Regions from separate parts of the Homo sapiens genome. Here region 2 is linked to region 1. Evidence: chromatin loops called from intact Hi-C (ENCODE). Cell type or tissue: CD14-positive monocyte. All regions are shown on one strand. Links, peaks and the distances in the headings refer to the core of each region. The heading gives the core; the rest is flanking DNA. Region 1 overlaps LINC02652 (long intergenic non-protein coding RNA 2652). Region 2 has its middle 96 kb from the start of MPP7-DT.

Evidence for each region. A loop is a pair of places that touch in the nucleus more often than their neighbours do. Peaks named below come from ENCODE experiments on the same cell type or tissue, not always from the same donor. Only the 100,000 strongest peaks of a DNase experiment are listed, where the experiment ranks them.
Region 2: a loop joins it to region 1, with 4 times the contacts of the local background. A loop is called at or near these places in 1 of 110 quality-filtered maps.

The regions. Positions count from the first base shown.
Region 1 is chr10:28,473,843-28,489,494 of GRCh38, forward strand. All of the region lies in intron 1 of LINC02652 (long intergenic non-protein coding RNA 2652), which reads right to left. Among named protein-coding and RNA genes, the nearest start is that of LINC02652, 14 kb to the right of the region's middle. In CD14-positive monocyte, for the core only: no CTCF peak of the experiment used is centred there; DNase peaks (open chromatin) are centred at 4,999, 6,659 and 7,699; H3K4me3 peaks cover 2,278 bases; H3K27ac peaks cover 3,983 bases.
Region 2 is chr10:28,391,239-28,406,890 of GRCh38, forward strand. No RefSeq gene overlaps it. Among named protein-coding and RNA genes, the nearest start is that of MPP7-DT, 96 kb to the left of the region's middle. In CD14-positive monocyte, for the core only: no CTCF peak of the experiment used is centred there; DNase peaks (open chromatin) are centred at 8,093, 9,213, 9,643, 11,663 and 4 weaker places; H3K4me3 peaks cover 2,143 bases; H3K27ac peaks cover 6,491 bases.

The DNA.
Region 1 (15,652 bases), core at 3,112-11,111:
TTTTGAGACAGAGTCTCGCTCTGTCACCCAGGCTGGAGTGCAGTGGCTCAATCTCTGCTCACTGCAAGCTCCGCCTCCCAGGTTCATGCCATTCTCCTGCCTCAGCCTCCCAAGTAGCTGGGACTACAGGCGCCCACCACCACGCCTGGCTAATTTTTTGTATTTTTAGTAGAGACAGGGTTTCGCCATGTTGGCCAGGCTGGTCTCGAACTTCTGACCTCAGGTGATCCACGCGCCTTGGCCTCCCAAAGTGCTTGGATTACAGGTGTGAGCCACGGTACCCAGCCTGAGGAGGTTCTTACAGACACCAACAAAGATAGTCTAGCTTTTTTGAGGTGAGGAAATGCAGATGATGAGTGAACATGGCGTTTTCAAATAAATGGGCTATAGAAAAGGAAAGAAAACGTGAGATAGTAGCTTGAGGGAAGCCAAGGGTTCTGGACAGATTTTCATGAATGGAGAGACGTGAGAAGATGACAACACAGAGGCAGAGGGAAGGTAATTCGGGAGCAAGGTTTCAGGAGAGACAGGTTCAGGGAAAGCTTGGCCTCTGAAACGGGTGGGAAGTGCATGGGTGAGAAAGAAAGACGGTTTCTGGCCAGGCCTTTTGGAAGCAAAGTCCCCTCCCCATCAAGAGGTGGGGGAAATTTGAGGAGAGAGGTCAAGTTTTGGAGGAGTTTCTGAGAAGCTACGTGAAGCCATAAGGTTAGCGCACGTTCGTCTCAGTCTGGTGGTTTGCAAGGCAACTGTTAAGATGAGGAGAGAAGTTGTGGGACTCAAGAACCTTTGGAAGAAAGTGATTCAATTGGAGTCTAGTCTGGATAGAAAAACAAACAAACAAAACCACCACCTCCCATATAGCACATCCCATAAAATTGCAATAACTGCCTATTTATTTTCTGCCACTCGCCCCCATTAAAGTATAAAGATTCATGTGCAGGCCGGGCGCGGTGGCTCACGCTTGTAATCCCAGCACTTTGGGAGGCCGAGGCGGCGGATCACGAGGTCAGGAGATCGAGACCACGGTGAAACCCCTTCTCTACTAAAAATACAAAAAAATTAGCCGGGCGTGGTGGTGGGCGCCTGTAGTCCCAGCTACTTGGGAGGCTGAGGCAGGAGAATGGCGTGAACCCGGGAGGCGGAGCTTGCAGTGAGCCGAGATTGCGCCACTGCACTACAGCCTGGGCGACAGAGCGAGACTCCGTCTCAAAAAAAAAAAAAAAAAAAAATTCATCTCCATCTTCTATCACTGACTCGCTTCCTGAGAGTGGGGACTGTGATGGTTAAATCTATTTTATGGTATTTATTTTTTTATTTTTTGTTTTCTTTCTTTCTTTCTTCCTTTTTTTTTTTTTTTTTGGACGGGGTTTCACCATATTGGCCAGGCTGGTCTTGAATTCCTGACTTCAGGTGGTCTGCCTGCCTTGGCCCTCCAAAGTGCTGGGATTACAGGCATGAGCCACCACACCTGGTCTGTTTATTTGTATTTGGAGACAGAGTCTCCCTCTGTCGCCCAGGCTGGAGTGCCGTGGCACGATCTTGACTCACTGCAACATCCACCTCTGGGGTTCAAGTGATTCTCGTGCCTCAGCCTCCTGAGTAGCTGGGATTATAAGTGGAGCACATGCCACCACACCTGACTAATTTTCTTTATTTTTAGTAGAGACGAGATTTCACCATGTTGGCCAGGCTGGTCTCAAACTCCTGGCCTCAAGTGATCTGCCTGCCTCGTGTGATGGTTAATTTTTGATGTCAACTTGACTGGATTAAAGAATGCCTAGAAACCTGGTAAAGCATTATTTTTGGTGTGTCTGTGAGGGTGTTTCCAGAGGTGATAGCATCTGAGTCTTTGTAAACGAGGTAGGGAAGATCTGCCCTCAGCGTGGTCACCATCCAATCTGATGGGGGCCCAGAGAGAATAGAAACAGAGAAAAGACCAATATGTCCATCTATCTGCTGGAGCTGGGACACACTCTTCATCTCCTGTCCTTGGACAACAACTTCAGGCTCCCTGGCCTGAATACTTAACACCAGCAGTCCCTCAGGGTCTCCAGCCTTTGGCCTTGGACTGAGAGTTACACCCCATCAGCTTCCCTGGCTTGGAGGCCTTCAGACTTGGACTAAGCCATGCTACCAGCATCTCAGGGTTTCCAGCTTATAGATTGCTGGTTGTGGGGACTTCTCAGTCTCCATAATCACATGAACCAATTTCCCTAATAAATCCTCTCTCATATATGAAGCCTGTTGGTTCTGTCTCTCTGGAGAACCCTGACTGCGATGGGGACTATGTGGCAAGGGTATTTGGCAAATAACTTTCCAATGAATAACTGAGGGAAGAAAAGAAGGGTTGAGGTCCTAGATATCTCAATGAGATAGAGAAGGAAGTGTAGTGGGCTTCAACTTAATTCGACTCAGCAAACAAGAGCCGGTCTTCTATACCCTAGGCTCTAGGCAAATCATAGCACACAAGCACATTCAGTCTTAACCCTGCAGAGCCTGGGTGAGAGGCAGGCAGTGGAGGGCACAGAGGCTGTGGTCAGAGGCTGATGTCGTTGAATTTAGGATTTGGAGTTGGGGCTGCCCTAGGTGACAACTCTGGCTATCTGTTGATAAATGATCAGAATTGTCCAAGTCAGGTCGGGAAAGGAAGAAAGTTCCAGGCTGAGGTTAGGGCAGAAACCATGGCAGGAGGAAGAGTATAGCATACCTGAAGGCAGGGGGAAGACGTGCAGGAGGTGAAGTTGGAAAAGACAGGGAAGTGCATGACGGCAAAAGGCATAAGCTTTTTAATTTTTTTTTTTGAGACAGAGTCTTGCTCTGTCACCCAGCCTGGAGTGCAGTGGCACAATCTGGGCTCACTGCAACCTCTGCCTCCCAGGTTCAAGCAATCCTAGTGTGTCAGCCTCTCAAGCACCTGGAATTACAGGTATGTGCCACCATGCCTGGCTAATTTTTGTATTTTTAGTAGAGACAGGGTTTCACCATGTTGCCTAGGTTGGTCTCGAACTTCTGGTCTCAAGTGATCAGCCTGCCTCAGCCTCCCAAAGTGTTGGGATTACAGGCATGAGCCACTGTGCCCGGTCAAAAGGCATAAGCTTTGATTCAGACCTGGATTCAAAATCTGACTCCTGCAACCATCAGAAAGAATGAAATCATGTCTTTTGCAGCAAAACAGAAACAGAAAACCAAATACCGCATGTTCTTATAAGTGGGAGATAAACATTGGGTACACATGGACATAAAGATGGGGAACAACAGACACTGGCATCTCCAAAATGGGCAAGGGAGGGAGGCAAGGGTTGAAAAACTACCTATGGGATACTATGCTCACTATTCAGGTGATGGGCTCAACAGAAGCCCAAACCCTAGCATCACACAACATATCCATGTAACAAACCCGCATATGCACCCCCTGAATCTAAAAGAAAAAAAAAAAAAAAACCAGCCTGGGCAATAAAAAGCGAGACCCCCATCTCTACAAATTTTTTTTTTTAAATTTGCATAGCATGGTGGCTCATGCCTGTAGTCCCAGATACTCAGGAGGCCAAGGCAAGAGGATTCCTTGAGCCCAGGGGGTCAAGATTACACCAAGCTATGATTGCACCACTGCACTCCAGTCTGGGTGACAGAGTGAGACCCTGTTTCAAAAAAACAAAAAGAAGCCAGGCACGGTGGCTCACGCCTGTAATCCCAGCACTCTGGGAGGCCAAGGCAGGCAGATCATGAGGTCAGGAGATCGAGACCATCCTGGCTAACATGGTGAAACCTTGGCTCTACGAAATATACAAAAAATTAGCTGGGCATGGTGGTGGGCGCCTGTAGTTCCAGCTGTTCGGGAGGCTGAGGCAGGAGAATGGCGTGAACCCGGGAGGCAGAGCTTGCAGTGAGCCGATATCATGCCACTGCACTCCAGCCTTGGGGACAGAGGGAGACTCTGTCTCAAAAAAATAAAAATAAAAAAAGAAAATTATCTGAAATAAAGGAACTCAAATGATTAATGAGCCTACAATAAAATAATGGCCTTGTTATCAAAGAAATACAAAATACAGTCCTGGCGTGATGGCTTGCGCCTGTAATCCCAGCACTTTGGGAGAACAAGATGGGAGGATTGCCTCAGCTCAGGAATTCGAGACCAGCCTATGCAACAAGACAAAACCCTATCTCTACAAAAAAATACAAAAATAGCCAGTTGTGGTGGCATGTGCTTGTAGTTCCAGCTACTCAGGAGGCTGAGGTGGAAGGATTGCTTGAGCCTGGGAGGTCAAGGCTGCAATGACCCGAGATCATGTCACTGCACTCCATTCCAGGTGACAAAGTGAGACTTCATCTCTAAAGAGAAAAAAGAAAAAAAATACAGCAACAATAAAGTACTAAAACAAACAAACGAACAATCCGACCCCTTCTCTCTTATGAGACCTGGGCAAGCTACTTAATCTCTAAAACAGTGGTTCTCAACTGGGGGTGATTTTACCTGCCCCCCACCCCCCAACAACCAGGGAATATTTGGCAATATCTAGAGACATTTTTATTTCTCCCAACTGTGTGTGGGAAGAGGAGAATGCCGCTGATGTCTAGGGGTAGAGGCCAGGGTGGAGCTAAATATCCTATAAAGCACAGGACTTCCCAGGAGTTGGAGGCTGCAGAGAGCTATGACTGCACCACTGCACTCCAGCCTGGGTGACAGAGCAAGACCCTACCTCTAAAGCGGAAAAAAAAAAAGTCATGGCTTCATAAAATGTATGTGGCCCTTCCTAATGGGAGACAATGAGGAGTCTCTTCCATCTCTTCAAACTACTGTGTATATTTAAGTCCCAGGTATTTCAGAGATCCTCTCCATTCCATTATTTTGATTTTATGTGTCTTCTTAATTTGCTTAGGAGTAGAAACAATTTTCTGAAATTTTATTCCAGAGAGAATTCTTTGTCTTGCACGTTTTAAGCTCCTTTCTTCCTCTTCCTTCTTTTTTAGATGAGAGGCAGAATTCTTGCACAGACACCACACTGTGTTTCTTGTTGCTTAGTCATTTTGAAATAGTGGCAGTTCTCCATGGGCCCACTATTCCCCCTAAATAATACTGCTGTGGTCTCTTTTGCTTATCTCTCTGTTTACCTGCATGCAATTTGCATCTTCTCTATGGAATATGAGCTGGGGCTTGGATCAAAATCACTTTTATTTGTTGGTCCCAAAGCTGTCTGAGAAGGGTGGGGAGGAAAGTGGGTCTATGTGCAGTCAAAGCTGGGAACTCTTTTTCCTTTTTGAATCTCTCTCTATTGCCCAGGCTAGAGTGCAACTTCAACTCACTGCAATATCTGCCTCCCGGGTTCAAGCAATTCTCGTGCCTCAGCCTCCTGAGTAGCTGGAATTACAGGCGTGTTCCACCACACCCAGTTAATTTTTGTATTTTTTGGTAGAGATGAGGTTTCATCATGTTGGCCAGGCTGGTCTCAAACTCCTGACATCTAGTGATCCGCCCACCTCGGCCTCCCAAAGTGCTGGGATTACAGGTGTGAGCCGCCATGCCTGGCCTATTTTTCCATTCATCTTATTTCTGATTTTGATGAAACCCTTGACTAGGGTCCCCAGTCCCTAAGGGACAGACCCTGTCCCATAGCTGGGCAGTGGGTCTGGAGGGTTGGGTTTGTCTCCCCACTCTGGCGGATCAGATATGAAGCTGGATCCCAGCCCAGCAGCGTGTGAACGCCTTGTCTGTTGTGGCCACAAGTAATTTTCTCCAGCCAGCTTGCTATGTCACAGCTGCCTGGCCCTCAGGGACAATTGCTGCTAGAAGCCTATTTCTGTACTCTCTCCCACCACTGTGGCCTTGGATTGATGTTTAGCTGTACAGCAGGGGAAAAGGGCCCCCAAGCAGAACATTCCAGATCTTTTCTCTTGCCAGCTCAGGCCCCTATTTCCTGTTCCTCCGAAGTGAGAAGTACTAGTGGGATTTTTTAGAAATGCAGCCTTCTCTCACCACGTGCTGCAGCTCACTCCAAAAAGGGAGTTGTGGGTTGGTTCCCAGAATTTTATTTCAATTCAGACCTAATTGTTTTTTATTTGGATGCATTGGGTGTCTTGTATTTGGATTTAGATGTCTTGAAGTCTGTGGTATGAGGTTGGAAAAATTTCCTAGATTCAGTGTTGGAGGATGTTTCTTTTGGTATATCTTGTTTTCTTCATTCCAGTCAGTGTTAGAAGGAAATTTTGTAAATCTGTTAATTTTACTGCCTTTACTGGATGTTCCAATACCACTTGTTGTTTTTTTGTTTTGTTTATTTATTTATTTATTTATTTATTTATTTATTTTTTTGAGACATGTTCTTGCTCTGTCACACAGGCTGGAGTGCAGTGGCATGATCATAGCTCACTGAAGCCTCAACCTCCCGGGCCCAGGTGATCCTCCCACCTCAGCCTCCCAAATAGTTGAGACTACAGGAATGCACCACCACACCTGGCTTTTTTTTTTTTGGAAAAACAGAGTCTGCCTATGTTGTCCAGGCTGGTCTTGAACTCCTGACCTTAAGTAATCCTCCCGCCTCAGCCTCCCAAAATACAGAGTCTATAGGCGTGAGCCAACAACCCTTTTAATGATTACATAACATCCCATCACATGGATGAAGCCTAATGTTCTTAACCAATTTCCAAGTGGCATACACTTAGGTGATTTCCAATTTTTCATAATTACAAAGATGCTGCAAAAACTTTGAACATAAATACTCATGTACGTCTCTGATTAATTCTTTAGCAAATGATCACATTTCCAATGACAGGGAGTTCAGCAGGACTTTGCCCCTTCTCAGACCCATCTTTGCTTCTCAGTCAAGTGGTTCTAAATAAAACCATCACAAAATCCTTTGCCATATTGTGGAATGCTTTCAGCATGTTCTCTTTCCACCAGACCATATGTTGACCCAGATAAGTTAATCCCTCTCTCCAGCGACATGGTTTGTCCACTGGGATGTTTTTCACCCTCATTTCCATTCTTCCTCCGCACCTGCTCATGGCTTTTGCATCCTCCGCAGCTTCTTGCACTGTGCTTTCTACTTTCTCTCACTTTCAGCTGCTTTTGTCCACACACCTTTGAAGCCTTGGGATCCATGTCCACTGAGGCTTTCAACTTGTGAAGATCAATGTGCTAGAAGAAACAGCCATCTGCTTCTTAGCACCCCACTCGTCAAAATAAAATATCATGCGCACACACAAGCTGAAGCCTTGACACTTCACTGTCAGAAAGCAGAAACCAGTGCTCATGTGTTTATCAAACCCTGAAGACCACTTGCATGAAAAGCCCCAGAAGTGCTTGTTAAAATTTAAATTCCCGGACTGCACCTCAGACTCACTGTGCTAAAATCTTAAGGGATAGGGACCAGCTCTCCAATGATTCCACTACTTATGAAAATGTACAGACTTCTGTAATTACAAGAGTTATTTGTTTTCTTTTAGAGACACGGTCTTGTTCTGTCACCCAGGCTGGGGTACCGTGCCACTCATAGCTCACTGCAGCCTCGAACCCCTGAGCTCAAGCAATCCTCCTACTTCAGCCTCCCAAAGTGCTGGGATTACATGTGTGAGCCACTGCACCAGGCAAGAATTCTTATATCAAAGCTCAACTCTGTGTAAGTTGAAACTGTGACTCTCTTCCCATGATGACTTTTTTTTTTTTTAAGACGAAATCTTGCTGTGTCACCCAGGCTGGAGTGCCATGGTGCAATCTCAGCTGACTGGGACTTCTGCATCCCAGGTTCAAGTGATTCTTGTGATTTAACCTCCCAAGTAGCTGGGATTATAGGCACGTGCCACCATGCCCGGCTAATTTTTTGTATTCTTAGTAGAGGTGGGGTTTCACCATGTTGGCCAGGTTGGTCTCGAACTCCTGACCTCAAATGACCCACCCACCTTGGCCTCCCAAGTGCTGGGATTACAAGCATGAGCAACCACGCCCAGCTCCCTCATGACTTTTTAATAAAAAGTCCATTAAGCATGTTTCTAAAATGATAGCAATACTCATACAGTCTACATATAACACAGATTATTTTTCAAATAACATGGTGTGGTAGCAATGAGAAGAATCACCATCTCTGGTACTCCTCTCTTTTTGTAGCTCTTGCCGTTAAGTTGGAGCCATGTGACTAGGTCTGGCCACCAGGCTGTGAGGAGGATTTGGTTTGTGAGTCCTCCACACCATGCCCTTTGTAGTGTCCTTTGAGATGTGTGCTGAGATGGTAGTGTAACAAGATAGTGAGCCAATGTCAGCTTCAGTCTCTTATGGTCTGAGGATCAAAGCCCCTGTCAACCTTCAGTGGATGTATAGCCACTAAAGTGGATGTGAGCCAGTAAATATGTCATGGAAATTTTATTTGTCATTGCAGCATAACCTAGTCTTATTCTAACTAATCAATTGAAACCCCTATTTCTTGTTCATGCATCAGTGTACTTGAGTGTCTTAGATTAATTTAACATTAAGTAATGGTAAGTGTACAGTTCTATAATCTGAGCTTTATTAGAATATCGGCTCCTAAAATTAACTCCTATCTTTGCAACTAATTTTGCCACATTTGAAATTGTGCAAAAAAGAAGCCAGGTGAGGTGGCTCACACCTATAATCCCAGTACTTTGGGAAGTGAGGCAGATGGATCACTTGAGCCCAGGAGTTCAAGACCAGCCTAGCCAACATGGTGAAACCTGGTCTCTACTAAAAATACAAAAATTAGCTGGGCATGGTGGTGGGTGCCTGTAATCTCAGCTACTTGGGAGGCTGAGGCAGGAGAATTGCTTGAACCCAGGAGGCAGAGGTTGCAATGAGCTGAGATCATGCCACTGTATTCCAGCCTGGGTGACAGATTGAGAAGGAAGAAAAAGAAAAGAAAAAAGAGAGACAAAACTTTCTGTAGGTGAAAGAAGAGTACTACAAAACCCTTGGGAAAACACTTGGAAAAAAGTAACCAAGACAAAAAGTGAATCATTTAGTGGTTGACCAGAGAAAAAATCCAGAACTTGCTCTGCTACATCTTCTGACAAGAATTCACTTTTTAAAAATTCATATCCCTACCATTAACCATGACAGGAAACCTCAAATTTCTCTTAAATCCAAAATACATATGTACTTTAAACAATGCAGGTTTCTACATTATTTATTGTTGAGTCAGAATCTCATTTTTAATTCCTAAGGATCTCACACACCTCTGGTTGTGGCTCAGTTCTGCCATATATGCTGATATTGAACACAGGGCTCATCTTAAACATGGTGCCAGCACTTCCGCCTTCTGACAGTAGAAGTGCCTTTCCTCCTCTCCCAACCCAGTCTCCAATTCCAAGGACAATTCCAGTTTGCCTTGTGAAGAGTATTAGCAAAGACCAACTTCTCTTGGAAGTAAAAGGTGTATGTATTTTTGGCTGGGTGCGGTGGCTTACGCCTGTAATTCCAGCACTTTGGAGGCTGAGATGGGCGGATCACATGAGGTCAGGAGATTGGGACCAGCTTGACCAACATGGTGAAACCCCATCTCCACTAAAAAATACAAAAATTAACTAGGTGTGGTGGTGGGCACCTGCAGTTCCAGCTACTCGGGAGGCTGAGGCATGAGAATTGCTTGAACCAGAGAGGCAGAGGTTGCAGTGAGCCGAGATCATGCCACTTCACTCCAGCCTGGGCCACACAGTGAGGCTCTGTTTAAAAAACAAAAACTATATGTGTGTGTGTGTGTGTGTGTGTGTGTGTGTGTGTTGTTTTTTTAGCAACAAGGTCTCACTATGTCGCCAAGGCTGGTCTCAAACTCCTGGGCTCAAGCAATCCTCCTGCCTTGGCCTCCCAAAGTGCTGGGATTACAGGTGTCAGCTATTGCACCCAGTCAAATTTTTTAATTTTGGAGGTCTCATTATGTTGTCCAGGCTGGTCTCAAACTCCTGAACTCAAGTGATCATCCTTCCTCAGCCTTCCAAAGTGACTTTGTTGTTGTTAGTGTTGTTGTTGTTGTTGTTGAGAAAGTGCTAATTGTTTCATGCTAGTACATGAGTAGATATTATGTTTCCTTATGCAAGAATTATCTTCTAGTGTCTTCTAGAATTATCTAGTATCTTCTATGATCCTTGAGATTAATATCAAAGACATAATTTGAGGGTATTAACTGAGTCAGTAACTACTTGCTACTGATTGCTGTGGGGCAGCATTACCCAACAGTTGAGACACAATTGCCTTTTGGATGAGGATCAAATAACGTAGATTCACACCAAGAAAAAGTTATTCCCTTTACAATCCTCTCCTGATCTTTCTGGTTGTATCAACCAGGATGTCTCAGGTTCACAATCAGGTCTTTAACAGAAGAAAGAAAGAAGGACCAAGAGCAGAAGAAAGAAGGACTAAGCTCCCTCTACACCCCTTGGTATTAGAGCTGACCTTTGTCAGGGGCTGTATTAGTTCATTTTCACACTGCTGTGAAGAAATACCTGAGACTAGGTAATCTATAAAGGAAAAGGGGTTTAACAGATTCAGTTCCACATGGCTAGGGAGGCCTCACAATCGTGGAAGAAGGCAAAGGAAGAGCAAAGGCCTGTCTTACATGGCCACAGGCAAGAGAGCATGTGCAGGGAAACTGCCCTTATAAAACCATCAGATCTCCTGAGACGTATTCACTATCACGAGAACAGCACCGGCCCCCATGATTCAATTACCTCCCACCAGGTCCCTCCCATGACACTGGGGATTATGGGAAGTACAATTCAAAATGAGATTTGGGTGGGGACACAGCTAAACCATATCAGGGGTGCTGAACCCCACGCAGTTGAAAATCCATATATAACTTTTGACTCCTCCAAACTTAGCTACTAATAGCCTGCTGTTAACCAGGAGTCTTATCAATAACATAAACAGGCAATTATTAATATATATTTTGTATGTTGGTTCTGCATATTATAGACAGTATTCTTACAATAAAGTAAGCTAGATAAAATAAATGTTATTAAGAAAGTCATAAGGAAGAGAAAATATAGTTACTATTCATTAAATGGAAGTGGATCATCATAAAAGTCTTCATCCTCGTCATCTTCATGTTGAGTAGGCTAGGGAGGATGGGGAAGAGGAGGGGTTGGTCTTGCTGTCTCAGGGGTGGCAGAGGTGGAAAAAGTCCATGTATAAGTGGATCTTGCAGTTCAAACCCATGTTTTTCAAGGGTCAACTGTAGTTATTTGAGTCTCAAGGCCAGCATTTGTTTCTCTGCAGCAAACACAAGTGTTGGGCCACGAAAAGTAGGGAAAAGATTTTAAAAAGAGGTAGCAAGAACTGCTTTGCTCTATTCTGTTCCTTTTCTTTTTTTTATCTTATTTTTATTTCAATTTGTCTCCTTTACTTTATTTATGGAAGCATAACCTCTGGTTTCTATTTTCTGTTTGTCTATGCCTTGTTTGTCTAATCATTTAGCATATAAATCACACATTTTTCTGTGTTGTCGATATATTTCAGAATCTGATTCAATTTAAGAACACTCTCCTTGGAAAATCACAGCTATACTATACTTAGAATTTCAAATTAAGTAATTTCTTTAAGAATCAGATATTCTTTCCTCAACTAAAAGTCTTCAGTTCACTTTCCCTGATGTATTCCTCTGAAATTCAGTCGCCCCTTAAAAATCTGACTCTGGCATTTTTTTTAGGTCTTTTCAATAACAGGTTCTTGATGTTGACTCAGAAATCTTTATTAAATATGAGGCTAAGGTGGTGGAAAGAGCATGGACTTTGGGATAACCCATACTTGGATTAAAGACGTACTGGCTTTAATGCTTATTAGCTATGTGACAAAGACAGATAAAATCTATTAAGCGTCTATTGCCTCCTCAATTAATTGCTTCTCTTCTACGGACAAGTAAGAAATAGAGGAAGGATGTTAAGACTAGCAGTTTTGGCCTGTGGCTGTATCCAGCAGTCTTTTTAGAATGGATAAGCTTTTAGCACTCGATGTCACCAGTATAAAACTTGATGGAACTCCAAGACAACCAAAAATTTAAAAATTAGTATTATCTCATAAGCAAAACAGAAATTCAAATCATAAATATTATGAATTAGCGTTAGGAGATTGAACTGATGCCTCCAAAGGATTACTTCTTCTTTTCCATCTTTTTCTTTTGAGAGATCCGTTTACACGGCTTACTGATTTTTTTTGTGCATATTTTTATTTCTTCCTATCATTGCAGTACTTGCTCTCTATGCTTTCCTTTCTCTCTCATTACTTTAAAATTCCTTTTAAAATAGAAGAAAACTGGCCAGACATGATGGCTCAAGCCTGTAATCCCAGCCCTTTGAGAGGGCGAGATGGAAGCATCACTTGAGGCTGGGGGTTCAAGACCAGCCTAAGCAACATAGGGACCCTGCCTCTACAAAAAAAAAAAAAAAAATTGTTCTAAAGTAGCCAGATGTGGTGGCACACACCTGTCCACCCAGCTACTCAGGAGGCTCAGGTGGAAGGAACACTTGAGCCTGGGAGGTGGAGACTGCAGTGAGCTATGATTGCGCCACCGCACTCCAGTCTGGGAGATGCAGGGAGACCCTGTCTAGTTTTTTGTTTGTTTGTTTGTTTGTTTGTTTGTTTTGAGACAGAATCTGGTTCTGTCACCAGGCTGGAGTGCAGTGGTGTGATCTCGGCTCACTGCAACCTCCACCTCCTGGGTTCAAGCGATTCTCCTGCCTCAGCCTCCCAAGTAGCTGGGACTACAGATGTATGCCACCATGCCCAGCTAATTTTTGTATTTTTAGTAGAGACGGGGTTTCACCATGTTGGCCAGGATGGTCTTGATCTCTTGACCTCGAGATCTATCTGCCTCGGCCTCCTAAAGTGCTGGGATTACAGGTGTGAGCCACCGCGCCCAGCCGAGGCCCTGTCTTAAATAAATAAATAGAAGAAAACCTTCTGACTTCAACACTATATCATTTATCTCATCAAAGGTCTTTCAGGTCCTCTCAATTTCTTATCTGTCTAAGAAAATAGAAAAGAATCTCAACTCCCATTCGGCTCTTCCTCACTGACTCAGTCCAACTACTTTCCCACTGTATACACAGAAAGCCCTACTTCATTCTAGTCAGACTAAAATGACTGGTAGTGATCTGTCATTATTCAATGCTCAAAGCCAAAGATTTCAAATAAAATATAAAGTTAGAAGATTCTTCTGTAAATACAAACAAGTCACAGAACTAAACTGACCCAATAATCCCATAGAGAGTTTTGGGTTTTTTGTTTTGTTTTCTTTTTTTTTTTTGATAAACAAAAATTGACCCTTCTGGTCTTAAACGTTGAAACTTACATTTGTTTTATGTGAGTTCCTTCCTTAAGAAATCAACTTCAGGCCTCTCAAAAAAAAAAAAAAGAAAAAGAAATTAAACTCACCAGACAACCACATCCAATGACATGTGGACCCCTAATTTGTCGTGATTGTTTCCTAGCCCCTCCCTACTTCCTGTTTTCTTACACATTGTTACATTTCCTCTCTGCTATATAAACCCCTACTTTTAGTCATCAGGGAGATGGATTTGAGAATGAGCTCCCATCTCCTTGACTGCAGCACCCGATTAAAGCCTTTCTTGGCCCAGCGCGGTGGCTCACACCTGTAATCCCAGCACTTTGGGAGGCTGAGGCAAGCGGATCATGAGGTCAGGAGATTGAGACCATCCTGGCTAACATGTTGAAACCCCGTCTCTACTAAAAATACAAAAAATTAGCCGGGCGTGGTGGCGGGCGCCTGTGGTCCCAGCTACTGGGGAGGCTGAGGCAGGAGAATAGTGTGAACCCAGGAGGTGGAGCTTGCAGTGAGCTGAGATCGCACCACTGCACTCCAGACTGGGAGAGAGAGCGAGACTCTGTCTCAAAAAATAAATAAATAAATAAATAAACAAAATTTTTTTTAAAAAACCTTTCTCCCTTGGCAATATTCATTGTGTCAGTGATTGGCTTTCTGTGTGACCAGCAGGACCTAGAGAGAATCCCTGGTGCTTCCGTAGCAGAACCTGTAACATATTCCAATACGCGTGTTTACAAAGCTCAACTCTGAAAGAAAACTTCAAAGGGAAATATGAATACATTCTCTTGTCCTGACATAAAGGATTGATCATGGTTTTTAGGTAGTTCTGCCTTATTCTTCTATTTACCTTTGTGAGTTTAATGCAAATCATTCCAGAATGTCAGAAGGTGGTATCTATTTTTGATATTGCTTCTCCAAAATGACATTAGAAAAACATGGTGTAGGTGGGGATTCTTGACAGCCATATTCCATTAAAAGGGTGTTGATAAGAGTATTCCATTATCAGGGTCAATTGGCTACAAGGGGAGAGAAAAAAAAAAGGCCAGGGGGAATTATAGTTCCAGAAAAGTCACCCCTTCCTCACATTGGCCCATATTTTTGGGTTATCACAAAAGGAAAGTAAATAGGACTTAAGTGTGAGAAAGGGAAAAGATTTGTTTGGGTGACATCTGAGGGAAGGTGTAAGACTGGGAGAGCTGGGTGTGATGGCTGCGCCTGTAGTCCTGGGTACTTGGGAGGTTGAGGCCAGAGGATTGCTTTGGCCCAGGAGTTTTGGACCAGCCTGGGCAATGTAGTGAGACCCCATATTTTAAAATATATATTAAAAAAGAAAAAGACTGGGGCTGGGTGTGGTGGTTCACGCCTGTAATCCCAGCACTTTGGGAGGCCGAGGCAGGTGGATCATGAGGTCAGGAATTCAAGACCAGCCTGGCCAAGATGGTGAAACCCTGTCTCTACCAAAAATACAAAAATTAGCTGGGTGTGGTTGTGGCCGCCTGTAATCCCAGCTACTCAGGAGGCTGAGGCAGAGAATTGCTTGAACCCAGGAGGTGGAGGTTGCAGTGAGCTGAGATCGTGCCACTGCACTCCAGCCTGGGTGACAGAGCAAGACTCTGTCAGAAAGAAAGAAAGAGAGAGAGAAAGAAAAAAGAAAGAAAGAAAGAGAGAGGGAGGAAGAAAGAAAGAAGGAAAGAAAGAGAAAGAAAGAAAGAAAGAAAGAAAGAAAGAAAGAAAGAAAGAAAGAAAGAAAGAAAGAAAGAAAGAAAGAAAGAAGGAAAGAAAGAAAGAGAGAGAGACTGGAAGAGGTGTGAATGCAGGCATGTGGCTGGGTCTTCGTTCCAGCTGGAAAGCCAACTCTTCCCCTGCTCAAGCGTGAGAGGTCGAGTGTCAGCTGAGTTGTCATTGGAAAGTTAGAATAATGGAAGAGACTCAGAGGTGGTGCAGGGGATTATGAACTTCTTTCTCTACTCTTCTTTCTCTGACTGCTATGATCAGAGCTTGCCTGGTGACCATGGACCAGTCTCAGGGTGCAGAGGCTTTGCCTGCACCACAGAGATGACCTTGCCACAGGTCATGTGCGTTCTCCACTTTCAGACACAGAATTTGGTGTGCTCTTCTTGCAAAAGGGCATGCCGGCTGTAGTGAACACTGTAATGTACCACCCAGGTTCCCCTTCAGGAATGAAGGCCTCAGTCCCAGAGCTGTGGGAGGTTCTGCCAGGAGACAGCTGTCATTTTCGGAATTGCCTCAGCTGAAAAACCTTACCCACGGTCATTCGCCCTTCCCAGGGTGGCCCATGTCCAGTGACTAATTGACACAGCCTCTCACTCAACTGCGACAGCTCTGGAAGGCCTTCCTGGGTTCAGAGCTCTCTG
Region 2 (15,652 bases), core at 7,466-15,465, 78 kb before region 1:
GCTGTTGTTTTAAGCCACTAAGCCTTCTTCATTACAGCAGCAAAGGGAAACTAATAAAGGGGTCAGTTCAGAATCTACATTTGTAACAAACCCCCTAGGTCACGGGTCCCCAACCCCTGAGCCATGGATGGGTACCAGTCCATGGCCTGTCAGGAACTGGGCCACAGAGGAGGAGGTGAGTGGTGAGTGAGCAAGTGAAGCTTCATCTGTATTTACAGCTGCTCCTCATTGCTCATATTACCGTCTTAGCTCCACCTCCTGTCAGATCATTGGCAGCAGCATTAGATTCTCATAGGAGCACAAAACTCATTGCGAGCTGCGTGTGCTAGTGATCCAGGTTGTGCACTCCTTATGAGAATCTAATGCCTGATGATCTGTCACTATCCTTCATCACCCCGAGATGGGACCATCTAGTTGCTGAAAAGTAAGCTCAGGGCTCTCACTGATTCTACATTACGGTGAGTCATATAATTATTTCTTATATATTACAATATAATAATAATAGAAATAAAGTACATAATAAATATAATGTGCTTGAATCATCCCAAACCATCCCCAGCCTCCAGTCCATGGAAAAATTGTCTTCCACAAAACTGGTCCCTAGTACCAGAAAGGTTAGGGACCTCCTGCCATAGGTGATTCTGCAACAGTTGGTCTTTGAAGAACTTTGCCTTATAGAAGTAGCCTAGATACAGGCCTCTGACAACAGAACTAAAAAAGGGATTGATGCTTATCTAGCATTTCCTCTTTAAAATGTGTGCTTTTAGAAATCTTTTAAAAATAATACTCTGGTCAATTGTTTTATTTGTTTTAAAAAGCCATTGATTTACCATGTAGATTAGTAATTGACCATGAAATAGTCATGAAAGGAAGTATAGTTAAAGTAGAAAAATCGTGGCATTTCCAGTCAGTGGGACCAGGACCACCCATCACTCCTGAGCTGTGTAAGCTTGTACAACTGTCATAGGTTTGTTGCCCAATGCAAAGTGAACCAATATACCAAGACTCCAGGGGTCACAGCAGAGAAAGAGTTTAATAATAATAATCATAGCCCCGCTGGATGACAGGATGGGAGCAAACCTCAAATCCACCTCCCCACAAGGTTTGGGTATGGGGTTTGTAAGGAGTCTAGACAGGTGATGGGCTAAAGCATGGCAGTTGCTCATTGGTTGAGAAGTGACGGATGGAGTCACGGGGCAGGGAGATGAAGAAACTGCATCCCCGTGCTGAGGTGGCTACTTGATGGGGGTCTTCAAACTGGATGGTGTCAGCTATTTTGCTGGAATTCAGGATCAGAAAAAATATCTTAAGCAATTCTTAGGTAAAAAGGTCCAGTAGCAGCCAGGAGTGGTGGATCACACCTGTAATCCCAGCACTTAGGGAGGCCAAGGCAGGAGGACTGCTTAAGGCCAGAAGTACAAGACCAGCCTGGGCAATGTAGGGAGATCCCACCTCTACAAAAAAAAAATAATAATAATAATTAGCTGGGCATGGTGGCACACACCTGTAGTAGTAGCTACTCAGGAGACTGAGGCAGGAGGATCACTTGAATCCAGGAGTTAGAGGCAGCAGTGAGCTACGATTGCACCACTGCACTTCACCCTAGATGACTGAGTGTGACCTTGTCTCTAAAAAACATATAAATAAATAAATAAATAAAGGTCCAGTGCCAAAGATTCTACCTATAGGGACAATGGGGAGCAGGTGGTCAGCATGCTACATGCCTCTTGGATAGTTAGCAGCTGCAGGGAGGTGGTTTGAAGTGTATCAGAACACCCTGGCCAAGGCCTAACTATAATTCTGCCTAGAGCTGGCTAGTAATTCTCATTAACCTTGTGATGGCTGCTTCACTTCACTTTCATGAGCTTCAGTTTTCCCATTTGTAAACTCTAGGATAATATCATCCCAAATATGTATATTTCAAAGAGCCTGGCATAGCAGCTATCATTGTTTAATATAACCTACCTTATTAATAGATTAGGAACAAAGTCATAATCTCCATTGACACAGAAAAGGCATCTGAGAAAACAGAACATTCCGTTTAAAAAAAAAAAGTTAAATTAGAAATTGATGGAAAATTTCTAGTAATAGATGCTCAGGAAAATTTAAAGTTCCATCTGTTCTCTATCTTTCCTTCCCCTTCTTCTTTCCAGAAATAAAATGACAAAACACTAATAGGATTCTATGTATGTGAGTCTTCGTATAACAGGATGGTTTTATTATTTGTTTTTGTCGTCGTTTGTTTCCTGAGATGGAGTCTTATTCTGTTACCCAGGCTGGAAAGCAGTGGAGTGATCTCAGCTCACTTCAACCTCCGCCTCCCAGGTTCAAGTGATTCTCCTGCCTCAGCCTCCCAAGTGCCTAAAATTACAGGTGTGAGCTACCACGCCTGGCTAATTTTTTGTGTATTTTTAGTAGAGATGGGGTTTCACCATGTTGGCTAGGCTGGTCTCGAACTCCTGACCTCAAGTGATCCACCCGCCTTCACTTCCCAAAGTGCTGGGATTACAGACGTGAGCCACGGCACCTGGCCAGGATGCTAAGATCAGACATTACCAATCTGTTTCTACAGAGCCCCCAAGATGATGATGTTAGCTACTTCCATTTTGCAAAGTGAGGTGCCAGGACACACAGTCAGAACTTGCAAAGCAGATATTTAAAAACAGTTTTGTTACCCTTTACCGAGATCCCACCTGGAAGTTATGAAATACTTGCAGGTAGAGATTAAACAAGGTGTCTCTGGAGGGTATGACGGATGTGCTGTGAACGTCTCTCCACCACATGGGAAGCTTGACAACTGTCTCATACAGATGGAGCTTGATGTGTGCTTCAAAAGTAATCTACAGGCAACAGCGTAGCTGAAAATCCTTGGCAGGGGAAGAGGTAAGTTTGGGAAGTGCCTGTGCGCCCTCTAGTGGCAGATCTAAGGGGAGCGTATTCTATGGGCCAGATGTGGCCACGCAGAGCCCACCTGGGGTTTTCTTAAATCCTTTGGGGCCAGGAGATCTTATCAGAGGGAGGCTAAATCTGTCCTCCCAGAATCAGAGACATAAGATGCAATTCTGCATGAATCTAGAGAACAGCTTGTGAGAGAGGGCTCTGAAGAACCCACAAATTACCCCCACAGAATGGGCATGAGCAGATGGTGTGGGGCATGGGAGAATGAAAGTGTTTGCAGATCACACCCCAGGAATCTTGCTTGTTCAACATAACGACTTTTTTTTTTAACTTGGTGTAAAGGGAAAGTTATATAATATTAAAATTTTTCATTAAAAAATCATAGTCTGACGAATCTTTTTTTAATTTCTGGGAAAATGTAAACCCTATTTAATTCACCCTGTGACCCATAGAGAAGTCATTTGTTCACATTTTTTATGCTCACATTTATAGATCCTTTTCCTTTGCTCGGAAGGAAACAACTCAAGTGATTTTCTAATTGTAAAAAAATTCACCAAGTATAGAAAAAGTCTAAATAAGAAAGTAAAAAGGCCGGGTGTAGTGGCTCACGCCTGTAATCCCAGCACTTTGGGTGGTCGAGGTGAGAGGGTTGCTTGAGGCCAGGAGTCCAAGATCAGCCTGGGCAACATAGCAAGACCCCAACCCTACTAACAAAATAATAATAATAATAGAAGTAAAAATAACTTATAACTTTAACTCTCAGTGTTAAATACTGGTAACACCTGGCAACATTTTCTTTTGTTTTGGGGGGTTGTTGGATTTTTTGTTGTTGTTGTTTTTTGTTTCTTGTTTTGTTCTTGAGTCTTGTTCTGTCACCCAGGCTGGAGTACAGTGGCCCAATCTCGGCTCACTGCAACCTCTGCCTCCTGGGTTCAAGTGATTCTCCTGTTTCAGCCTCCTAAGTACCTGGGGTTATAGGTGTGCACCAACACGCTTGGCTAACTTTTGTATTTTTAGTAAAGACAGGGTTTCACCATGTTGGCCAGGCTGGTCTCGAACTCCTGACCTCAAGTGATCTGCCCACCTCCACCTCCCAAAGTGCTGGGATTACAGGTGTGAGCCACCACGTCCAGTTGAATTTCTCACATTCTAAAGTGCATTGATTATAACAGATTTTGGAGAAAAATAATGCATTAAATATATGCATTGATTTTTCTGGTTCATTCTGTCTTTGCGTGCTGGCTTATGACTTACTCTGGCCACACACTTTATGGCAGAAAATGCCCACTCTTTGCTCTCACATTTATATGGTACAGCTACAAGTCACATAAACAAACTAATCTCTTTTTCTTTTTATCTTCCACTGTCTTCTCCTCCTCCTCTTCCTTCTTTTCCTTCTTCTCCTCCACTACTTCTCCTTCCCTGCCTCTCTCTCTTTCTCTATTTTCCCAATTTAAATTATCAACAGGTGATTCTGGCAAGCCTCATTTGAGTTAAGTGCCCACTTAGTCAAAAAATCAACCAGGATGCCAGAAGCCCCCTTGTGTATTGTGGGGGGTAGGTGGAGTGGCAGAGGGCATTTAATTTGGGAATGAGGCAGACATTCCAGAATTCGTCTGCTATGAGAGCAGTGTGACTTGCACTTGATTGATGCTCGATATTTTCAATTGATTTGAACCAAGTTGAGAGCTTGTAAGAGTTTAATAATTCCCACGATGATCTAATTTCGGGGTCAATTTCATTTTGAACAGTTATGTAATAGGAATACTAAATAACCAACATTTTTTTTTTTTCTGAGACATTGTCGCGTTCTGTCACCCAGGCTGGAGTTCAGTGGCACGATCTCAGCTCACTGCAACCTCCACCTCCCAGGTTCCAGCGATTCTCCTGCCTCAGCTTCTCGAGTAGCTGGGACTACAGGCGTGTGCCACCATGCCTGGCTAATTTTTTGAATTTTTAGTAGAGACGGGGTTTCATCTTGTTTGCCAGGCTAGTCTCAAACTCCCGGCCTCAGGTGATCCACTTGACTTGGCCTCCCAAAGTGCTGGGATTACAGGCATGAGCCACCACACCCAGCCAATAATCAACATTTAATGCAGCTATATTCATGTCATCATTTTCACAACTCATCATCCCAAGTTGTAACTAAATACTAACACAGTGATAAGTGAAAGTCTACGTGCTTCCTTAAAACAACTCTCAGAATGTTCAGTGAACAAAACCAAATTTCTTAGTTCTTGGAAAACAAAACAAAAAAACAAAACTTCAGAGTTTGTTAGGAAATTTGCAAAATTCTTGGCGTTCAAATCACTCGCACAAAGCAATACTGGGATGAGTCAAGTATAATTGAATCAGGAACATATGGATTAAATTCTCCTTTAAATACACATGGATATAAAGACGAGGGGAAAGAGAACCTGCCAAGTTTGTTACCAAAACAAAATGCTTTCAAAATAACTTGAGACAGTCAACAGACCACAAACACAGCTGTGTTCTCTTATGTCTAAAAAAAAATGAATTTTCCCTTCAATGTCTAGATATTTTAATTAGATTTTTGTTGAGTGCCTATGGCGTGTTAGGCACTTTAGAGAGCTCATCAAGTCATGTTCCCTACTTGGGAATGTGAAGTCTTTTTTAAAAAACTTCAACTTTTGGCCGGGCGCAGTGGCTCACACCTGTAATCCCAGCACTTTGGGAGGCCGAGGTGGGCAGATCATGACATCAGGAGATCAAGACCATTCTGGCTAACACAGTGAAACGCCATCTCTACTAAAAATACAAAAACTTAGCCAGGCGTGGTGATGGGCGCCTGTAATCCCAGCTACTTGGGAGGCTGAGGCAGGAGAATCACTTGAATCCGGGAGGCAGAGGTTGCAGTGAGCTGAGATCACACCACTGCGCTCCAGCCTGGCCGACAGAGCGAGACTCTGTCTCAAAAAACATTTTTTTTCCACTTTTATTTTAGATTCAGGAGGTACATGTGCAGATGTGTTACCTGCGTATATTGTGTGATGCTGAGAGTTGGGGTGTGACTGATCCAGTCACCCAGGTAGTAAGCATAATACACAATAGGTAGTTTTTCAGCGTTTGTACCCTTTCTCCCCATTCCTGCTCTATTGGATCTCAGTATCTATCATTGCCGTCTGTACGTCCATGTGTACCCAATGTTTAGCTCACACTTATAAGTGAGAACGTGTAGTATCTGGTTTTCTGTTCCTGCATTAATTCACTTCGGATAACGGCCTCCAGCTGTATCTATGTTTCTGCAAAGGACATGGTCTCGCTCTTTTTTATGGCTGCATAGTATTCCATGGTGTATATGTACCACATTTTCTTTATCCAGACCACCATTAATGGGCACCTAGGTTGATTCTATGTCTTTGCTGTTGTGAATAGTGCTGCAATGAATGTACAAATGCATGTGTCTTTATGGTAGGACAATTTATTTTGGGGAGGAGTATATACCCAGTAATGGGATTGCTGGATAGAATGGTAGTTCTTAGTTCTTTGAGAAATCTCCAAAATGCTTTTCACAGGAGCTGAACTAATTTACATTCCCACCAACAGTGTATATGCGTTCCATTTTCTCTGTATCCTCACAAAAATCTGTAATTTTTTGACTTTTTAGTAACAGCCATTCTGATAGCCATTTTGACTGGTATGAGATGGTATTTCATAGTGGTTTTGACTTGCATTTCTCTGATGATTAGTGATGTTGAATATTTTTTCATGTTTGTTGGCTGCTTCTTTGTCTTATTTTGAGAGTGTCTTTTCATGTCTTTCACCCACTTTTTTTTTGAGGCAAGGTCTCACTCTGTTGCCCAGGCTGGAGTGCAGTGGCATGATCATGGCTCACCATAGCTTCGACCTCCCAGGCTCAAGCAATTTTCCCATCTCAGCCTCCTAAGTAGCTGGAACTATAGGTGGCTATATATCTGGCTAATTTTTAATTTTTTTTTGTAAGAGTGGAGTCTCCCTATATTTCCCAGGTTGATCTCAAACTTCTGGGTCAAGCAATCATCCTGCCTCAGCCTCCCAAAGTGCTGGGTTACAGGCATGAGTTACTGTGCCTGGCCTGCCCACTTTTTAATGGGGTTGTTTTTTGCTTGTTAAACTACCGAAGGGCCTTATAGATTCTGGATACCAGACCTTCGTTGAATCTGTAGTTTGTGAATATTTTCTCCCATTCTGTAGGTTGTCTGAGGAAACATGAACTCTTAATGAAATGATTAGCATCATTCTCTTCCTGGTGTTAAAGCAAGCCAAATATGGCCTGAGAAGGACTCTGTATTTCTCCATTTTTTTTTTTTTTTTTTGAGACGGTTTCGCTCTTGTTGCCTAGGCTGGAGTGCAATGGCGTGATCTTGGCTCACTGCAACCTCTGTCTCCCGGGTTCAAGTGATTCTCCTGCCTCAGCCTCCCAATGGGATTACAAGCATGAGCCACCATGACTGGCTAATTTTTTGTATTTAGTAGAGACTGGGTTTCACCATGTTGGTCAGGCTGGTCTTGAACTCCTGACCTTAGGTGATCCACCCGCCTCGCCCTACCAAAGTGCGGGATTACAGGTGTGAGTCACCGCGCCTGGCCAGGACTCTGTACTTCTATATTTGAGTCCTTGTGGATGAACTGTAACCTAGCTTAATAATCAGACAAGAATGAAAACCTAACTTAGGCGTGTGCACCTTAACAATAACTGAGTCTTGGCCCATCCCAGTGGCCGCACTTCAACTACTCATACACTGCTAAGTGTTCAGACTGTGTTCAAATAAGGCAAATGCCAACCTGTAACCAATCCAGCTGTTTCTGTACCTCACTGCCAATTTCTATACGTCCTTTCCCTTTTTTTGTCCATAAATCTTCTTCCACTATGTGGCTGCGCTGGAGTCTCTGTGAATCTGCTGTGATTCTGGGGGCTGCCCGATTCATGACTCATTCATTGCTCAATTAAACTGCTTTAAATTTAATTCAGCTAAAGTTTTTCTTTTATCACTGGTTTTCCACATCTATTTGAATAATTACTTTTAAAAATCTGTGCAGCAAGAGGCATTCCTCTCAGCCTTGCTTCTGCAATTGATTTTTATGGCCTTAACTGACATGATGGGAGTAAACTTCCTGGAGTGGGTACGCTTGGATTTGGTGTTAACCAGAGAAGTGGTGGATGGCAGGCAAGGCTGGGCCACATGACGAGAGGAGGAACCAACACCAGTTTTACAGACACCAATTTGTGGGGCTGTTTATTGCCACGACAAGGCAATCAGCTTTGCTGATTCATGTTGCTTTTTTCTTTCATGTTTTTAAGACCAGAGTTTTCACAGTCTGGGCAATTTTAGGAGGTTCCAAATTTTTCCATCATTTCCATGTTTGTCTTTGAACAGAGTAAATGATGATGTGGGTCAGGTCACAGATGAGAATTATCCAGCTCTTCTGGGTTATACATCGGTGATGTGTGGCCCACCCAGGCAGAGGGGAGCCTTGTCAAAGCAGCTTTCTGGAAGTGGAGTTCCTTACTTCATTTTACTCACTGTGATCACCAGATTCCTGATGGCAACCGTTAATCAGGATCCTCCAAGTCAGATGCTTCTAGAGTAACATCTCAGGGTGTTCATTAATGCTGAAGTTTGCAAAGGCAACAAAAGATGAGTAGATCACAACCGATCACTACATCACATTACATAATTACAATTAATAGAGTTTTTACTATAGAGGAAGCAAGCAGAAGTTCACATATCTAACTACAGCTAGCAGGCAGTGGGGCCTAGAAAGCAGCTGGAAACGCTTAGTGATTATGGCTAAGAGAACAGTTTTCTTCTCAACCAAAATCCTTTCCCTGCTCTTTCCAAGCTCTGCTGATACTTGTCTGCCTGCTCCTTATTGCATCTGTGCGGAGGTGTCGCTGCCTTGCATCGAAGTCCTAACTACTATTTGCACAAAAATTTCAGCGTGTGTCTATCAATTTCCCAAAAATCACAGTTGACATCGACTGTATCAGTGATATCCCAATGCTACCCCAAGCATATTGCTCTCTATAAAATGACTTTCCGAAATGCATTTCAATAGTCCTCTTACTCTGGGACAGTTTGTTCTTTCCATCAGAGAGGGCTACACACCGGCCGGTTGCAATTTGAGGGCTCTGTGCTCTGTACAACTTGTTCTGCTCTCATGGGTTTTGCTCATCCTGGAGCAATGAACATTATGATCATAGAAAGGGTAACTTCTTGAACTGAAAGTAGATTGCTCCCCATTAACATGCCTCTTGCCCTGCCTTTCACACTGTGGGGCAGTTTCACTTGCAAAATATTTATGAGGTGCTTGTTACATCTGGCTAGGTGCCAGGGAGATAAAGAGGAACAGGGCCGGGTGCGGTGGCTCACGCCTATAATCCCAGCACTTTGGGAGGTCGAGGCGGGTGGATCACCTGAGGTCAGGAGTTCGAGACCAGCCTGACCAACATGGAGAAACCCCATCTCTACTAAAAAAATACAAAATTAGCCAGGTGTGGTGGCGCATGCCTGTAATCCCAGCTACTCGGGAGGCTGAGACAGGAGAATCGCTTGAACCCGGGAGGCAGAGGTTGCGGTGAGCCAAGATCACACCATTGCACTCCGGCCTGGGCAACAAAAGCAAAACTCTGTCACAAAAAAAAAAAAAAAGAAAAAGGAACAAGACATGGTCCCTGCCTTCAGGCGCATATGACCTAATGAGGAAATAAGAAATGTGCAATTAGTACAATATGGTGAAAGTATGCTGTTGATGCTATGTATGCACAGAGGAAGGGTCATAGCTGGTTGTACTGGGGAAGGAAGGGAGGTATATTAGTTCCCTATGTGTCATACAAAGAATCACAAATTTGGTAGCTTAAAGCAACACACATTTATTTTCTTACAGTTCTGCAAGTCAAGAGCCTAAATGGGTCCACTGGCTAAAACCAAAGTGTTGGCAAGGCTGTGCATCCCTGGAGGCTTTAGGGGAGAATGCATTTCTTGCCTTTTCCAGCTTCTAGAGCTGCACTCCTTGGCTGATGGCCCCTTCCTCCATCTCCAAGGCCAGCATCTGCAAATCTCCCTCTGTTCCAGCTCCACATCATCTTCTCCTCTTCTGTGGAGTCTGAGTTCTGTCTCCCTCTCATAAGAACACTTCTGCTTGTATTTAGTGTCCACCCAGGTAATCCAGGATCATCTCCCCATTTCAAGCACTTCACAGCTGCAAAGTCTCTTTTGCTATATACGGTAACATTCACAGATTCCAGAGATTGAGACCTGGATTTTTGGGGGACCATCAGTCAGCCTTTCCAGGAGGTAACATGAGGGAGACAGGCACAGCATTTCTGACAGGAGGGAAAGCATAAGAGGGCACAGTGGCATGACTCAGTACAGAGCATCCAGAATCTGTGTCGCTTAGAGTTGTGGGAGCATCAGGTATGAGGCGGTGGGGATGAACCAGGCTGCAGAGGGTGTCATGCTCCATGCTAAATCATCTGGGTTTTATTTCATAGGTTCCAAGGAGTCTTGGAAGGTTTGTAAGCAGGGCAGTGATGTGGTCAGCTGAGTGGTTTAGAGGGATCATTGTGGGGGATTCAGGCAGGCAGATACCACTGACAGATCATGAGAGTCAGAACCAGGATGGGGATTAAGGTGAGAAATGTGTTAAATAACAAAAGAAGTTCTCCAGGTGAAATTAACAGGAATCATCACTAATTGGATGGTAGGGTGAAGGGGAGAGAGAAATCTGGGATGATCCCAAGCTTTTTTCCTGGGTAGATAGTGTCCCATTAAATGTAATAAGTACAGGAGAAAAAAAAAATATGCTCAAGGAAGGAAAAACTGGCATTTAGTTTGAGTCTGTAGAATTTGAAGATTACTTGTGGGCAGGATTGGCTTCGTGGGTGTGTGACTTGTGCAGGCACACAGGGCCCCACACTTAGGAGAGGCCCCCAACTTAGCTAATGCTCTGCTATCACCATCTTGAAAGTCTTAGTAGTTTTTGAATAAAGGGCACCATATTTTTATTGTTCACCTGGTCCCACAAATTATCAAGTAGTTTCTGCCTGTGAGTGATCTAAGAATCCAGGCAAGAGCCTCGGTCTTCAGAGGAAGTTTTCAGCAGAGGTTCCCTTAAGCAGACATGAGGACTAAGCACCTCCTGGATAGACTATTAACTCTCTCCTGGGCTGCAGCAGCTCAGAGCTTTCTCAATTAACCACTTCAAGTGCAACAGTATGTGCCATAAGAGAAAGCCGCATATCCCGAATTAAAGGGCTCTTGATCAAAATTTAATAAACAAAAAAGGCCTTGATTTGGGCTTTTTTCCCAGCAGCCTCAGCTCTGATGTGAACAAAAGTTAAATACCTGAGTCTGAGGGCTTTTTATGTGAGTAACTTTGGTGTGCAGAGGAGCTAATTCTTACAGAACTTGTTAATTTCCCTAGACTGAATACTAACACCTCCCAAGATGACAGGAGAACAGAAATTCACATTCAGAGGTGAAGAGCGCTAGATTTATCTTGATGTGAAACTGGAAAGTTCCTAGAATAAGGGGAAGAGGTACTTTTTCTGTTCCCTACTGTATTAGTTCATTCTCACGCTGCTAATAAAGACATATCCAAGACTGGGTCATTTATAAAGGAAAGAGGTTTAATTGACTCACAGTTCAGCATAGCTGGGGAGGCCTCAGGAAATTTACAGTCATGGCAGAAGGGGAAGCAAACACGTCTTTCTTCATATGGTTGCAGCAAGGAGAAGTGTAGAGAAAAGGGGAGGAAAGCCCCTTTTCAAACCATCAGATCTCCTGAGAACTCACTATCACGAGAACAGCACGGGGGTAACCACCTGCATGATTCAATTACCTCCCACCGGGGGGATTATGGGAACTACAATTCAAGATGAGATTCAGGTGGAGACGCAGCCAAACCAAATCAGCTACTCCACCCTAGGTTGCTGGCTCCTCAGCCCTCCTTACTCTTACAGCAGTTGGTAAACTAAGTTTGCCTTTCTTTGCAAAGTCAGGCTTTCTGGCATTCTCAGAGTAAGTCCTAGCAGATGAGCACCCCTGCTTTAAAAGGGCAATGATGGGCCTGACACAGTGGCCCATGCCTGGAATCCCAGTGCTTTGCAAGGCTGAAGTGGGAGGATCACTTCATCCCAGGAGTGGGAGGCTGCAGTGAGCTGTGATTGGGCTGCTGCCCAAGAGACAGCTAATAGTCTAACCAGGAGATGCTGAGTCCATGTTTCTGCTTAAGGGAAAACTTTCTTTGAAGACCAGGGCTCTTAGCTGCACGCCAGCCTGGCAATAGAATGAGAACCTGTATCTAGGAGGAAAAAAAAAAAAGAAAGCGAAAGAAAAAGGTTGATGCCTAAGTATCCAGCCCCATTTCTGCTTTACTTTGATATTAAAATACATTTCAGGGCCGGGGGCAGTGGTTCATCCCTGTAATCCCAGTAGTTTGGGAGGCCGAGGTGGGCGGATCACCTGAGGTCAGGAGTTTGAGACCAGCCTGGCCAATAGGGCAAAACCCTGTCTATACTAAAAATACAAAAATTAGCTGCGCATGGTGGTGCGTGCCTGTAATCCCAGCTATTCAGGAGGCTGAGGCCGAAGAATCGCTTGAACCCGGGAGGCAGAGGTTGCAGTGAGCTGAGATCAAGCCACTGCACTCTAGCCTGGGAAACAGAGCAAGACTCCGTCTCAAAATAAATAAATAAATTAATTAATTAATTTAATTAAATACATTTCAGACTCTTTTCCAGCTTTGAAATTATGGGCTCATGGTTTTGGTTCTGATCCAGCCTTAATTAATTTTCTGGACTTGATCTTCTGCCTTCTGCACGTGCTCCAGCCAGCCCCACTGGATGCTCCAGTTTGCAGTTTGAGTGAGATGATGCCAAGGGATGGAAACATAAGGGACCCATGAGACCACAGAATGTTCTTGTGGCCACCGAGCTTCAGGTCCCACTCTAGCCTTCCAGGTCCAGAAATGCTACAGAGTGAACTCAAACTCAAAATTCACAGATACATAAAACAGAAAGAGAATTTACCGAAACAGTAGAGAGAGAGAGAAAGAAACAAATTATTTTCTAAACACTGGGATTCTGGCCTCATCTGACTTCTTCTGGATATCAGGATACGTAGGACACTAAACTATTTTTTAGAAAGTTGCTTAGGGCCGGGCAGGGTGGCTCACACCTATAATCCCTTGGGAGGCCAACGTGGGCAGTCACTTGAGGCCAGAAGTTTGAGACCAGCCTGGCCCACATGGTGAAACTCCATCTCAACTAAAAATACAAACATTAACCAGGCGTAGTGGTGTGTGCCTGTAATCCCAGCTACTCTGGAGGTTGAAGTAGGAAAATCTCTTGAACCTGGGAGGCAGAGGTGGCAGTGAGCCAAGATCATGCCACTGCACTCCAGCCTGGGCTACAGAGCGAGACTCTGTCTAAAACAAAAAACAAACAACAACAACAAAAAAAAACAGTTGCTTAGAAATCTGGACGTGGTGGCTCATACCTGTAATCCCAGCACTTTGGGAGGTGAGGCAGGAGGATTGCTTGAGCCCAGGAGCTTGAGATCAGCCTGGGCGATATAGTGAGACTTTGTCTCTACAAATAATTATTTTTTAAAAATTAGCCAGGTGTGGTGGCTCACACCTGTGATCCCAGCTACTGTGGAGGCTGAGGTGGGAGGATCACCTTAGTCCAAGAGGCAGAGGTTGCAGTAAGCCAAGATCGTGCCACTGCACTCCAGCCTGGGTGACAAAGTGAGAGCTTGAAGAAAAAAAAAAAAGAAGGAAGGCGGGGGGGTGGGGCGGGGGGAGAGAGAGAGAGAGGAAAGAAAGAGAAAGAAAAGAAAGAAAGAGAGAGAAAGAGAAAGAAAGAACAAGAAAGGAAGAAAAGGAAGGAAGAAGAAAGAAAAAGAAAAGAAAGAAAGAAAGAAAGAAAGAAAGAAAGAAAGAAAGAAAGAGAGAAAGAAAGAAAGAAAAAAAGAAAAGAGAAAGTTGCTTAGAGCAACATGAGATAGTATTTTCTTAAGGGATATTTTATCCAGGCATGGTGACGCTAAAGATTTACTTTTAACCATATGAGAGTAACTAAAATATGGGCATCTGTCAGATTCAAGAACTTTCTTCCGTGAACAATTAGCAGAACCAGTTTCCTAAACCAGTTCATCTTCCTCTTGGACACACAGGAAGGCTACATTTCTTGGTGTTCTTGCATCTAGGTGGGGCCATGTGACCAGTGCTGGCAAATGGGATGGAAGCAAAAGCGATGCCTATCATATCTAGGCCTGGCCCCTGGACTTCCCACTCCTGCCCTCTGCACTGGCTCACTCTCTCTCTTCCCTGTCCATTGATGAGACACAGAGATCCCATAGTGGAACCAGTTTTGGAAAGCCTGGCTCCTTGAATGAGTTTGTGGGGACCCACCCCTCACTCCCAGTGGACAGCAATGTGAGAGGGAACTAATTCTGTTGTGTTTAGTCATGCATATTTCAAGATTGTTTGTTATAGCAGTTAACTCACCCTAAATAATACAGAAAATATCAGATTAAACTCTACCAACTATTTACTTTTGGGGATCCCCTATGAAGACTGTGCAAACAATTTCCGTTCTATGAATATGCTTTTCTTTTTTTTTTTTTTTTTCCAGACAGAGTCTTACTATGTCAAGTAGGCTGGCGTGCAACAGTGCAATCATCGTTCACTGCAGCCTTGAACTCCTGGGCTCAAGCAGTCCCCCCATCTCAGCCTCCTGAATAGCTGGGACAACAGGCATGTGCCACTATACCTGGCTTTTTTTTTTTTTTTTTCTGGACACAGGGTCCTGCTCTGTCACCCAGGCTGGTCTCAATGGATATGCTCTTCTTAAAAACAAAGTAAAATCCAATTGAATCATTTTACACTTCAGTCAATTCACCTTTTATTTCCTGCGAATACAGCTTATTCTGATGGGGCTGTGTGCTTCCTGAGACTAGCCCTCGTTACTCACTGGGCATTTCTGCTATGGAAGCATCACAGCTCTCTGGCCTCTGGAGAGTGGGCTGGTTCTCCAGAAAACTGATCTCAACCAGTACATGTTTTGTTTTTAGTTTTCAAAATTAAAAAAGTTTTCTTTGAAATAGCTTCTTTTTAAAATGTAAGTACAATACGCTTTTTTTTTTTTTTTTTTTTTTTTTTTGAGACAGAGTCTTGCTCTGTCGCCCAGGCTGGAGTGCAGTGGCGCGATCTCGGCTCACTGCAAGCTCCGCCTCCCGGGTTCACGCCATTCTCCTGCCTCAGCCTCCCGAGTAGCTGGGACCACAGGCGCCCCCCACCACGCCTGGCTAATTTTTTTGTATTTTTAGTAGAGAACAGGGTTTCACCGCGTTAGCCAGGATGGTCTTGACCTCCTGACCTCGTGATACGCCCGTCTCGGCCTCTCAAAGTGCTGGGATTACAGGCGTGAGCCACCACGCCCGGCCTTTTTTTTTTTTTTTTGAGATGGAGTCTTGCTCTGTCACCGATGCTGAGTGCTCTGCTCACTGCCACCTCCACCTCCCAGGTTCAAGTGATTCTCCTGCCTCAGCCTCCCGAGTAGCTGTGACTACAGGCACCTGCAGTGACACCTGGCTAATTTTTGTATTTTTAATAGAGACGGAGTTTTGCCATATTGGCCACGCTGGTCTCGAACTCCTGACCTCAAGTGATCCGCCTGCCTCAGGCTCCCAAAGTGCGGGGATTACAGGCATAAGCCACTGCACCTGGCAAAAACTGCTTTTTTTTT